Regions from separate parts of the Homo sapiens genome. Here all the other regions are linked to region 2. The links are chromatin loops, found by intact Hi-C in ENCODE. Cell type or tissue: ascending aorta. All regions are shown on one strand.

What was found. Peaks named below come from ENCODE experiments on the same cell type or tissue, not always from the same donor. Only the 100,000 strongest peaks of a DNase experiment are listed, where the experiment ranks them.
Region 1: a loop joins it to region 2, with 3 times the contacts of the local background. A loop is called at or near these places in 1 of 110 quality-filtered maps.
Region 3: a loop joins it to region 2, with 3 times the contacts of the local background. A loop is called at or near these places in 1 of 110 quality-filtered maps.

Annotation. Positions count from the first base shown.
Region 1 is chr17:12,625,260-12,629,259 of GRCh38, reverse strand. All of the region lies in intron 3 of LINC00670 (long intergenic non-protein coding RNA 670), which reads right to left. Among named protein-coding and RNA genes, the nearest start is that of MYOCD, 39 kb to the left of the region's middle. In ascending aorta, no CTCF peak of the experiment used is centred here; DNase peaks (open chromatin) are centred at 932 and 1,869; H3K4me3 peaks cover 469 bases; H3K27ac peaks cover 4,000 bases.
Region 2 is chr17:12,363,802-12,367,801 of GRCh38, reverse strand. No RefSeq gene overlaps it. Among named protein-coding and RNA genes, the nearest start is that of LINC00670, 180 kb to the left of the region's middle. In ascending aorta, no CTCF peak of the experiment used is centred here; a DNase peak (open chromatin) is centred at 1,801; H3K27ac peaks cover 3,307 bases.
Region 3 is chr17:12,689,603-12,693,602 of GRCh38, reverse strand. The region is part of intron 1 of MYOCD (myocardin); the gene reads right to left. All of the region lies in intron 2 of MYOCD-AS1 (MYOCD antisense RNA 1), which reads left to right. Among named protein-coding and RNA genes, the nearest start is that of MYOCD-AS1, 15 kb to the left of the region's middle. RefSeq lists an enhancer at 1,977-2,146. In ascending aorta, no CTCF peak of the experiment used is centred here; DNase peaks (open chromatin) are centred at 89 and 2,212; H3K4me3 peaks cover 587 bases; H3K27ac peaks cover 3,896 bases.

The sequences.
Region 1 (4,000 bases), 260 kb before region 2:
TGGGACTACAGGCGCCCACCATCATGCCCAGCTAATTTTTGTATTTTTAGTAGAGATGGGGTTTCACCATATTTGTCAGGCTGGTCTTGAACTCCTGACTTCAGGTGATCCACCCGCCTTGGCTTCCCAAAGTGCTGGGATTACAAGCGTGAGCCACCACACCCAACCCATTTTAAGGTTTAAATACTTATCATTTATTACAGTTCATGGAAAACAGCATTCTCTTTAAACTTCTGGATTATTTTTTACACCTAATGTGAGCAAATGTTCATAAAGGCTTTTCCAGTATGAAGTGATGGATTTAGGCAAGCGGGTGCTTCTGAAAGACACGAAAAGACTCAGTAAGCACAGTTGCTATTTGTGAAAGAGACTGATGGGTACTTGTGGAAATTAGCAGCTCCCCGTCTTTTTTGGGCTGGTAATTGTTATGTGACCAAGCTCTGGCCAATGAGCTGTAATGGAAGTGTTGTGCGGGGCTTCTAGAAATCTCTTTAAAATAGAGGAGACCACACTTTCCCTCCTTTCTCTCTTTCCTCCTACTTGAAGTGTGCCGTTCTGATAGATAGCCATGATAGAGAATAGCTATTTGAGACCATGAAGTAACCTGGAGAATGGAAGCCACATGCTCAAGTTGGCAGAGGATACAGTTCAGAGCCTGGGTCCCTGATGACTCTTTGGTGTCACCATACCAGACATCACACCAGCCACAGGCTGCCTACCTCTGGACTCTTTTTATGATTAGGCCACTATTAGGAGAGTTTTTTAGTTTAGCAGCAAAATCTAATTCTAATTAATAGACTCTTACAGGAACAATCACTTCAACTCTAAGTTTCTATTGAAATAATTACCCATGGCTTATCTTCCTGTTTGGTAACTGTCTGAGCATTCCAGTCATGTTGTGGCATTGGTAGATCACAGGTCATCAGGCTAATGGAAAGTTACAGTTGACATAGTTTAGCAATAGCTCTGATGCAGCTTCCATAAGACCTAAGAGAATCCCCAGGGCTCTGTCTTTGAGCTGCCGTTGGCCAATCTTCTGTCTTTACCTGGCCTGTTGAATAATGGATATACACAGCCTAGCTCCTCCCTCTGCTATAAATATTCTAGACATGAGAAGCACCAAGCCATTTTTCTTTCAATTATTTTGTGACTCTTATGGCTATTTGACTTTTCTGCGTCGAAAAACAAACATAGAACATTAAGATAAAGCCAGGTCTGCCACAAATGCAAAAAAAAATTTTTTCTCTTCCCTTGAATGTTTTCCTAGTGACTCCTTTTGGAATGTTATTTTGAACTTACAAAGGTTCTTTTAAAAAAACTTTGTATATTTCTTTTAAGCATCCCTTGAGAAAGTCAGATTTAAACTTAGCAAACTCATTGGCTTTTTAAAAGCACGTTCTTAAAATAGTTGATGTAAATCTTGGTGGGAAATCTTTAGGTGCCCCGAATGGACAGAAATAGAAATGTTAATGGAAATGCCATTTGTGAAGACATTGGTGACGGCTCCATTCAGATGGACCCAATCAGGAAAGACGGGAGTTTGCAAACCATTCCAATGTGAGTCTGACTTTAGGAGCCCCAGAGGGGAAAAAAAATAAGAAGCCAGTGAAAGAAAGTAAGAGAGCAGGCGGTTATAATGGTGTTTGGACAGGAGAGACTCCTAGGTATGCATGTTAACACATTACAAAAGTCACAGTTATTTTCTAACCCTTTTATGGAGCAACCTCATCTTTCAAAGATTACAAATATTATTAAATGAATCACTCTGGTAGGTCTGCGAGGCTTGGCATGACGTCAGCTATTTTGCTGTAGGTCAACAGGAGAGTGAGGTCACAGAAGGTCCAAGCTACACGGAAAGCTAGTGGCAAAGGCCTCTGGGTGCTTGGCTTTACAGACTGAGGACTCTGAGCGTCAGATGTTTAGAAATGTGCTTAGTCACATGGGTGGCTCATAGTAAATCCAGGCAGTGCCAGCACAGAGGTGTGGCTTGGTGATGGTGCCGTGAGGCGACAGTAGAGTAGGAGCTTTATCTCCCCCAATTCTATTCCAGACATCCCGCAAACCGCCCCCCAAAATCAATCACGTTTATGAAGAGTTGAGTTTTCCTTAGTGTTATTTTAAGGATGATTAAAAATATCTACAGAAATACAATTCTGAGGCCGGGCGCGGTGGCTCACGCCTGCAATCCCAGCACTTTGGGAGGCTGAGGCGGGCAGATATCCTGAGGTCGGGAGTTCAAGACTGGCCTGACCAACATGGTGAAACCCCGTCTCTACTAAAAATACATAATTAGCTGGGTGTGGTGGCGCGTGCCTGTAGTCCTAGCTAATCGGGAGGCTGAGGCAGGAGAATCGTTTGAACCCAGGAAGCGGAGGTTGCAGTGAGCTGAGATGGTGCCATTGCACTGACTAGGCAACAAGAGCGAAACTCCATTTCAAATAAAAAAAAAAGAAATACAATTTGATTTGTCCCCTACCACTCTCACTTTCTCAGTACTTCTCTCCTGCTCTTCAAACCAGAGGACTTCCATTTCTCTGTAATTCTCCCACCCTCATTAAGTATTCCATATCCACCAGAATTCCCAGCCCACAGGTTTTTATGTGATAGTGCCTTGCTATATTTATTGCTATATTCATTGAAAGGCTTCAGTCTTTAATGGTACCAGGCAGATTTTTAGCATGTTAATAAATGTGGTTTAGGCCAAGCACGGTGGCTCGTGCCTGTAATCTCAACACTTTGGAAAGCTGAGGTGGGAGGATCGCTTGAGGCCAGGAGTTCAAGACTAGCCTGGACAACATAGTGAGACCCCCATCTCTACCAAAAATTAGCCAGCACGGTGGCTGAAGCCGGTAGTCTCAGCTACTCAAGAGGCCAGGCAGGAGGATTTTTTGAGCTCAGAGTTCAAGGTTACAGTGAGCTGTGATCGTCCCATTGCACTACAGCCAAGGCAGCAGAACAAGACCCTGTCTCTAAAAATAAAAATATGAATAAAATAAATGTTGTGGTTTAGAATTATAGATCCCACCATAAGTCTGGGCATTTTTGCTAAGAGTGCACTCTAGTCATGGTGACTATACCTCCTTATCTGCCCTGTTGTGCTACTGCTATTGTTATTATTACTGTCGTCTTTCACTTGAAAAAGTGTCCTAAGGCCGGGTGCAGTGGCTCATGCCTGTAATCCTAGCACTTTGGGAGGCTGAGTTGGGCGGATCACTTGAGGTCAGGAGTTCGAGACCAGCCTGGCCAACATGGCAAAACCTCATCTCTACTAAAAATACAAAAATTAGCCAAGTGTGGTGGGGTGCGCCTGTAGTCCCAGCTACTCCAGACGGTGAGGCAGGAAAATCACTTGAACCTGGGAAGCAGAGGTTGCAGTGAGAGCGGAGATGGCGCCACTGAGCTCCACCCTGGGTGACAGAGCAAGACTCTGTCTCAAAAAAAAAATTAAAGAAAAAAAAAAAACCCAAAAAACAGTGTCCTAAGTTTGCATGATAAATTATAGGCTGTTCCACAGCCAGGGGACAAAGGACTCGCAGGCTTTTGAGTCCAGAGGTTGGAGTGGAGTATGATGTATCCAGGTCCATTGCTGGGGCAGGCCAGTTGGTGTTGGCCATAGATGCCAGCTCCCTGTTATTAGAAAGGTAGATCATCGGGTTCAAGCCTCCTCCAAATGGAGATTTTTCCTCTGTCACATTGCAGACATGGTCCTTAAGGCTGGGACAGGGACCTGGCTTTGAGAAGCAGCCCATCCTGCGTGTAGCACTGACGGCAAGGGAGTTCTTTGTCAGACTGAGCTGAATGCTTCCTTCTGGAAGGGCCAAGGACATCTGCTCTGCCTTCTACCTGATGACACTTTAGATGGTAGTATGGGAGGCCAGAGGATGGAAAGATACTATCTGACTGGAGGGTCAAGAGAGATCATTTGCTTCTCTTCTCTCTCCCAGATCTCTCCCAAGGGCAGCAAGGAGGCGTGGCTCGGCACTCCCCCTGTATCTGTCAG
Region 2 (4,000 bases):
GTGATGATTTGATAAATGTATACATTGTATATTGATTGCCACAATCAAATTGACGAACACATCCATCACCACACATAGTTACCATTTGTGGGGGTGCTCACCAGGGACACTTAAAATCTGTTCTGTTATCAAATTTCAAAGAAGCAATACAGAATTATTAACCATAGTCACCATGCGTACATTAGATCCAGAGCACTTATCTATCTTGTAGTTGAAAGTCTGCACCCTTTGACCAACATGTCCCCAGTTTCTATGTGGTCAGAAGCGAGGCTGGCCTGTGAGAATTTCAAAGAACCCAGATGCTTACGGGGACAGATTTTTAACAGATCCTTGCGTAGAGTAGACCTTGAGATGAATTAGGTAGGATCCAGGGACAGTGAATCTTTTCATCTCTTTTATTTTCCTGCTTTTCCATAAGTCTGCCCTCCACTGCACACCATTCTTTTCCACAGTTGTCAATGTTGTCTTGATGATCTAGTCTTCTAAATCGTTCACAGTATTGAATTAAATATAGCACGAACTACCTGTTACAATTTTTTTAGTTCTCGATTCTCTAGTTAAAACGCTTCGCTTGAAAAACTGCTTATCGGCTGGGAGTGGTGGTTCACGACTGTAATCCCAGCACTTTGGGAAGCCAAGGCAGAAGGATCGCTTGAGCCCAGGAGTTTGAGACCAGCCCAGGCAACATAGCGAGACCTCATCTCTAGAAAACATTTTCAAAAATCAACTGGGCACGGTGGCACGTGCCTGTGGTCCCAGCTACTGGGGAGACCGAAGTGGGAGGATGGTTTGAGTACAGGAATGTTGAGGCAGCAGTGAGCGGTGATCACGCCACTGCACTCCAGCCTGGGTGACAGACAGAGGCTTCATATCTAACAAAAAAAAAAAAAAAAAAAAGAAAGAAAGAAAGAAAGAAAGAAAAAAAGGAAAAGAAAGAAAGAAAAAAAACTTCTATGATTTTTATTTCCTGACTTTTAAAAATGAAAAACTATGTTGCCTTTTTTTTCTGAGCAATAATAGTGTGTGCATGTGTGTGTGTGTGTGTGTGTGTGTGTGTTTCAGGAAACTTCAAGAAAGGTGCCATATGAAACATCTCAGAGTTTGATTTTTTGTTAATCTATAAACATGTTAGTTGGGGAGTTCAGTCAGGAAAACAGAAACAGACAGGTCATTTTCTTGATTTAAACGATGTCAAAATTATTTCTGGGTCTCAGATATTTGCGAGGAATCATGAGTATTTGAGCTCTGGCCACATGAAACTCATTTCACATTATACTCAAACTTCATAGACATGGTTCCTCCTTAAATAGGACCATGCCTTTAAAACCCAGAGTTTCAGACTTAGAAAACAATCTCAACCAGAGGGAGAATTCTTGCGAGGTCAAGAGACTCAATGTCATAGACATCTATGGTAGTGAACTTCTTTCATAAATCTTTGCCATGTAAATGAAGTCACCAAGCTTACTGGAAAATGCAGCTGAAACCCCCTATTTTATAAGATTGTGGTAGATTTGTTGGAAGGGGAATATGAGGCTTACTCCTCTCCTTTCCTCCCTCCCTCCTCCATGTAGAACAAACTGGCTCCAGGAGAAGCACTCCCCAAAGGTCCATCATTTCGTGAAGGCCTTTTTTTTTTTTTTCAGGCATGAGCTCATCACTTTCAGTTAAATAGTAATAAATGATTTGTAAGGAGCAACTTACATCAGTCCTTATAAATAACCACCCACTGCTGCATTTGACTTCCTTGAAATGTTGAGTCAGAGGCTGGATGCGCACAGGGTACCAGCTCTGCAATCTCTCAGTCCCTTGGTGCCAGACAAGTTCGAGTAAGCCTCAGAGCCTGCCAAGGGGACAAGGGCACTGCCTTTCACAGATACAGAACCTCTTTAGGCCACTAAGCCCTGGGTAGAAAAGGCAAAGGCAGCGTGGACCATGTTCCTGGGGTCATTCAGTTGCCATAGACTTTTCCTATTGCTTCTGCCATCAGTAAGTAAACTCTAATCTCCTTTCTACTCTCAGAGCCCTTCATAAACCACCTTTCTCACAGGCTGCTCTCAAGAGTCCTCAGATATAAAGGGCAGACATTCTCATTGTCAGCTACTTTGGGGAAGGCACTTCGTATCCCATACTGAGCAGTAATGTGTGCCTCCCTTCTCTGCTGCTGAACTGTGCGGAAAGCGAGTGACCTTAGTTACAAACAGGGCTAGAATTCAAGGCTTTGAAAGGGCAACACATGGCTTTTCAACTTAACCTATCAGGCATTGACCCCAAATTTTTATCAAAAAGAATGACTTATTAGAAAGAAGGTAAAGAATGGAGGCTGAGCATCAAAAGAACTCGACTTGAGGTTTCTCTTCACCCTTTACTAACCAAGGCTCTCAGCAGTCTTGCTCCAACTTGGCCAAGACATGCAAGCCCTGGACACACAGTGTCCTCCACTGTCAACTGAGATTGTCTAAAATGCCCCTTGCGCCCATCTCACAGGCTTATAGAATCACATGAGAGTGCCAGCACACTTTGGATATATAAAGTGGTGTGCAAATGTTAGGTAGATAGACCACAAACCCACGTAGGATCTGAAGCTATTTCCAACACACAGATACAGAATTCGTAGCTCTAGACTCATAGTGCCCATCCTGCAGTAGATTGAATTATTAATCCCAATCCCGTATGCCTTTCTGCAACCATGGTCTTGACTATATAACTTTGCAATTCTTTCAACTAAAGGCAGAGTATGCTTCCCCTAGGATGACCAACTATCCTGGTTTTCCCAGGACTGAGAGATTTCTCAGGATGTGGCTTTCAGTGCTAAAAACCAGGGAAGTCCCTGGAAACTGGGATGGATTAGACTCTTCCACTTCTTGTATTTGGGCTTGGCCAAGCAACTTGCATTGGCCAATGAGATTCTAGCAAATATGACATGGCAAAGTTTGAAATATGTTTAGGTGGTGATATTTGAGCTCCTGCACTTCTGCCATTGCTATGAAAAGAACTTTCCTCCTCTGAGTAGCTGCTGTCCTTTCTACCTAGGTCCCAGAGTGAACATATATAAAACAGACCTAACTGTAACCTGCAGCCCAGATGGGCCAGTCTGGATATAGCTTAGATTAGTCAACTCCCAACAAACACACAGATATGTGAATAAGAATTAATGTTTGTTGTTTTAAGCCACTGGCTGTTGGAGTGATTTGTTACATAGCAGTAGCTAACTGATATATATCATGTTTCTTCTGTTCAAGGCCACCTTTTGCTTTCTCTGTTCTCAGCAATTTGCCCTGCATTTTTATTATTTATTTTGGGAATGATAGATAAGAGAGATGGTTTGGCTCTGTGTCCCCACCCAAATCTCATGTTGAATTGTAATTCACAATGTTGGGGGAGGGATCTGGTGGGAGGTGACTGGATCATGGGGGTGGATTTCCCCCTTGCTGTTTCCCTGATAGTGAGTTTTCACAAGACCTTATGATTTAGAAGTGTATGGCATTTCCCCCATCTCTCTCTCTCTATCTCTCTCTCTCTCTCTCTCTCTCTCTCTCTCTCTCTCTCTCTCTCTCCTGCTGCCATGTGAAGATGTGCTTGCTTCCCGTTCACCCCTGTGCCATGATTATAAGTTTTCTGAGGCTCCCCAGCCATGCCACCTGTACAGCCTGTGGAACTGTGAGTCAAATAAACCTCTTTTCTTCATAAATTACTCAGTCTCAGGTAGTTCTTTATAGCAGTGTGAGAACAAACTAATGCAATAAGTCATGTTTTGTGGCATAGACTTCTCAGCACCTCTCTGTCTACTGTACAGAAGAAAAATGCTAACTTTGTGATTATTTGTTTTATAAATTGGAAGAAAGAATATATTAATGGATGAGTGTAAACCTCAGACACTTGGTGGTGTTATGATATATTCCCCTCAAAGAAGTATTCTGGATATCAGAAAGTGAATTCTTACAATTTTCTGTTGCTGGGACATCCATTTCGAATACAGGTTTAACTTTCTCATAGCAGAAGC
Region 3 (4,000 bases), 330 kb before region 2:
AGTCTCTCTGCGACTCCCAGGCTGGAATGCAATGGCACAATCTTGGCTCACTGCCACCGCTGCCTCCCAGGTTCAAGCGAATCTCCTGCCTCAGCCTCCTGAGTAGCTGGGATTACAGACACACACCATCATGTCCAGCTCATTTTTGTATTTTTAGTAGAGACAGGGTTTCACAATGTTGGCCAGGCTGGTCTTGAACTCCTGACCTCGGGTGATCCGCCCACCTCGGCCTCCCAAAGTGCTGGGATTACAGGCGTGAGACACCGTGACTGGTCTATGGTTTTTTTTGTTTGTTTGTTTGTTTTAAAAAAACATAAATGTCCCACGACAGCTCCACCCTGGATTTTTCTCCAAAATGAACTTCAGGAACAAGTAGCAAGTTCTACCACCACCCTACGCATGTACCTTCCTAAAGAAGGGAAAATATGTTCCCTTAATATTCTATAATCATAGAATAGGTGTGAAGCCTATTGAGTCAGAGAAGCAGCCCACTGTTTAATAATTATTTAAAAATGCATAGAAACTTGTGGGTCAAGTATAGTGGAGAACCAGGACTAGATTCCACGCTTGTAGCTCGGGGCTGGAACTAGGTTCCAACTCAAGAATGGGAGCTATACTATCTCTGCACAACACGGGAGCTGCGACCAGAGAGTGCAGAGTTTAGAAAGTGATAAACTCACTAATGCCTTCCCAATAATCCTGTGAAGTTGTTAACTATTATTTGTTGTTAATATTAAGGTTATTGCTATGTACAGATAGGTGGGCCAGGGCTCTTGGAAATTGAGGGTTAGGAAGCTTGGCAGAGTTCACTCACCTGTGCCTGGGAGAGAAAGCAGAGGCACTCAGAAGAGGGAGAACCAGGTGCGGCTGTATAGGTCTCCTTAGAGTTTCAGGTTGAAGAGGAGGGAAATATCAGGATTGAAGGACATTGTGACATTTTGCTTATTACTTAGACAGTCACCTCTGCCACATGCCCGCTGCTGGTGGGCAGGCCTTTCTTGATGTCAAAGAGAAGCAACAGGATGGGGCAAGGACATTGGGAACGGAAAACATAGATTTAACTTTGAGTCTGCCAAGCGTCATAATCCTCAATGTCCAAGAGCCCCAGCCTTCTGTATAGATAGCATCTGTATATAGCTGTAATCTCAATATTAACAACAAATAATAGTTAACAACTTCAGGATTATTGGGACGGCATTAATGAGCTTACCACTTTCTAAACTCTACAAGGTTATCAAAGACCTTTATGCATTGTATCGATAATGGCTGCTTCACAAGAAAGCCCACCTATTTTCTGGATGGCAGAATCTAAAGAAGAAAAGGGAGCTTTAGGTTGCGATGCGAATGCAAGCATATACCTTTTAAAAAGTCATTACTGCCTGAAACATTGGCTGTGCCCAGGAGTGATGGTCCCTTAGAAGAGGTTATGCCATTTACATGAAGGGAAAACTGAAGGCACAGGAGTAACACATCACATCGAGTGAGATGGAAAAGGCACAAAATGAGGTGAATAGAAGAAGCTGAGTCATTAATTCACTACAGGTCAGTTCTTTCCTATTCCTTTCTTTTATTCCTTTTCCCTCTCTCTCTCATGCTGATAATTCCTAGTAAGAAAGTTGAAAGGGGCTGATTATTAACAGAATTGAAAAGTGCCAGTCTTGGGGACTGAAGTGTTTTACATAAATCATCTATTGAAATCTCCCAATAGTCCTTGAGGAGTGTGTATTATTATCCCCTGGTCATAGCTCCTAAGATATAAAAGCTCATCCAAGGCCATAGAGTTATAAACTTAGGCAGGCAAATTTCCAACCATGATTTTGGACTCTAAACTTTTATCTCATGAGTGTAAGTTCCAAATGGAACTATTAATATTTGGATGAGAAAACAGTAACTTTAGTCATATTATACCTTGTGTTTTAATGTATTTCTTCCATTTGGTGCGAGGGTGAAGGGCATGTCTTTTTAAATGAAGAATCAGAAGCCATTAGAACATGAGGCACGTTTCATGCTACCTGCCCCCTAGTAACTCAACATAAGGGATGCTCAGCTCAGAATCACTGTCCATAGTGTCTCCATGGCAACAGTCAGGTAGGGTACCGTTTTCTTTCTGAAGCCAACAGGCAGCTGGGTGACTGTTCCGACCAACACAGGTGATGGCCCCGACCAAGTCTCCAATTAGAATGAGGCTCCTGAATGATCCCAGACTCTGATGGCATCACATGGAGACGTTGCCATGGTTTTGATGACAAGTATTGCTTTTCTGAGGATTGCAAAACACTTTATGTTCCAACCCCATGCTCGCTCATTCTTCACAGAGTGGAAAATGTGTCTCCTTGGCTGAAATGTTCCTCTTGAGTCCAGCCCAAAGATGACATTTTTAGGAAAGTTTGAGAAGAATCCTGTGGCTGTTACTGAGTCACGATAGAGTAGAAATGGATCTTTTCTATTTAAAGAGTTTTGAGCTACTGTTTGAAAATGTGACATTGCTAGGGAACGGTGAAAATGGAAAACTTTCCATTCGCTATCAACAAAGAAAGGTCATTACCGAATGTGCAACAATAGAGCTAAGAACTTCTGCCACCTGTCTACAAAGGGATTAGGAAGTTGTTGGGAGTTAAATTTAAGAATATTAGTGAATATGCTTGGGGCTTTAAAAAGGGATTGCTCATCTGGAATTATACACACGTAATTCTAGTTCCCATTCTGCTACTAAATAGCTATTGCTTTTGACAGCTCCCAGAGCCTTGCTGGATCTCAGTCTCAATATTAATTGAAGAAAGAGTTTACATTAGATTTGATCAGGATTTCCCCAATTTACCTGATATAAAAACCACCTAGGGGGGCTTGATAAACACAAATTTCCCTCGTCCCCTTCCTGGAGACTATAGTCTAGTATGTCCGAGGTAGACTGGGAATACATTTTCACAAACATTCCAGGAAATTCTGAGAAAAGAAGTATGTTTGAGAAATCGAAATAAGCAAATATGCTACATGCAAAAATGAGACCATTTTTTATACTATTTTGTGCCTTGCTTTTCCATTTTTTTCAATATGTTCTTACTTTTTATGTGGGTTTGTATATATGAACTCTCATTCTCTATGGCCACATAATATTTCATTATGCTTCAATATCTATTTAATCCCTTTTTCCTGTAAACTTAATTTTCTTTCCTTCATTAAAGATGAGCCATTTTGTACTCTTACCAGGACTATGGGAGTGTCTTAACTTCACTACGACCTTATTAACAATGGATGATGCTACTGAAGAAGAAGAAAAAAGCTTTGCTAATTTGATAAGTAACAATGGTATCTCATTATATTTTTTAATGAGTCAAACATGTTTTCTTAGATTTTTTTACTATTAGTATCTTTTCTTTTGCAAACTGTCTGATAACATTCTTTGACAGATTTTCCACTGGGATTTTTTTTTCCTTATAGACTTAGGAGATCTATTTATATTTGAAGTACATTAAACATAGTCAGTCATCTATGTTGTGAATTTCCATTGGTTTTTTTAGTTTGCCTTTCAATCTTGTGATGATTTTTGGCATTTAACATCTCTATATGCAATCCCTTAGAATATTCTTTTATGATTTCTATCTTTGATGTATACTTAGACCTTCTCCATCTCCAGATTATGTATCACTGAAATGTCCTTATATATTTATGTTTTGGTTTTTACATTTGCATTTAACTTTTCAGTGCATCTGGAATTAATTTTAGTGTATAGTGTTACAAAAGGCTCTAATTATTTTTTTCAAAAAAACTTTTTGAGACTGAGTCTCGCTCTGTCACCCAGGCTGGAGTGCAGTGGTGTGATCTCGGCCCACTGCAACCTTTGCCTCCCAGGTTCAAGCGATTCTCCTGCCTCAGCCTCCTGAGTAGCTGGGATTACAGTTGCCTGCCATCATGCCCAGCTAATTTTTGTATTTTAGTAGAGACGGGGTTTCACCATGTTGGCCAGGCTGGTCTTGACCTTCTGACCTCAAGTGATCCGCCT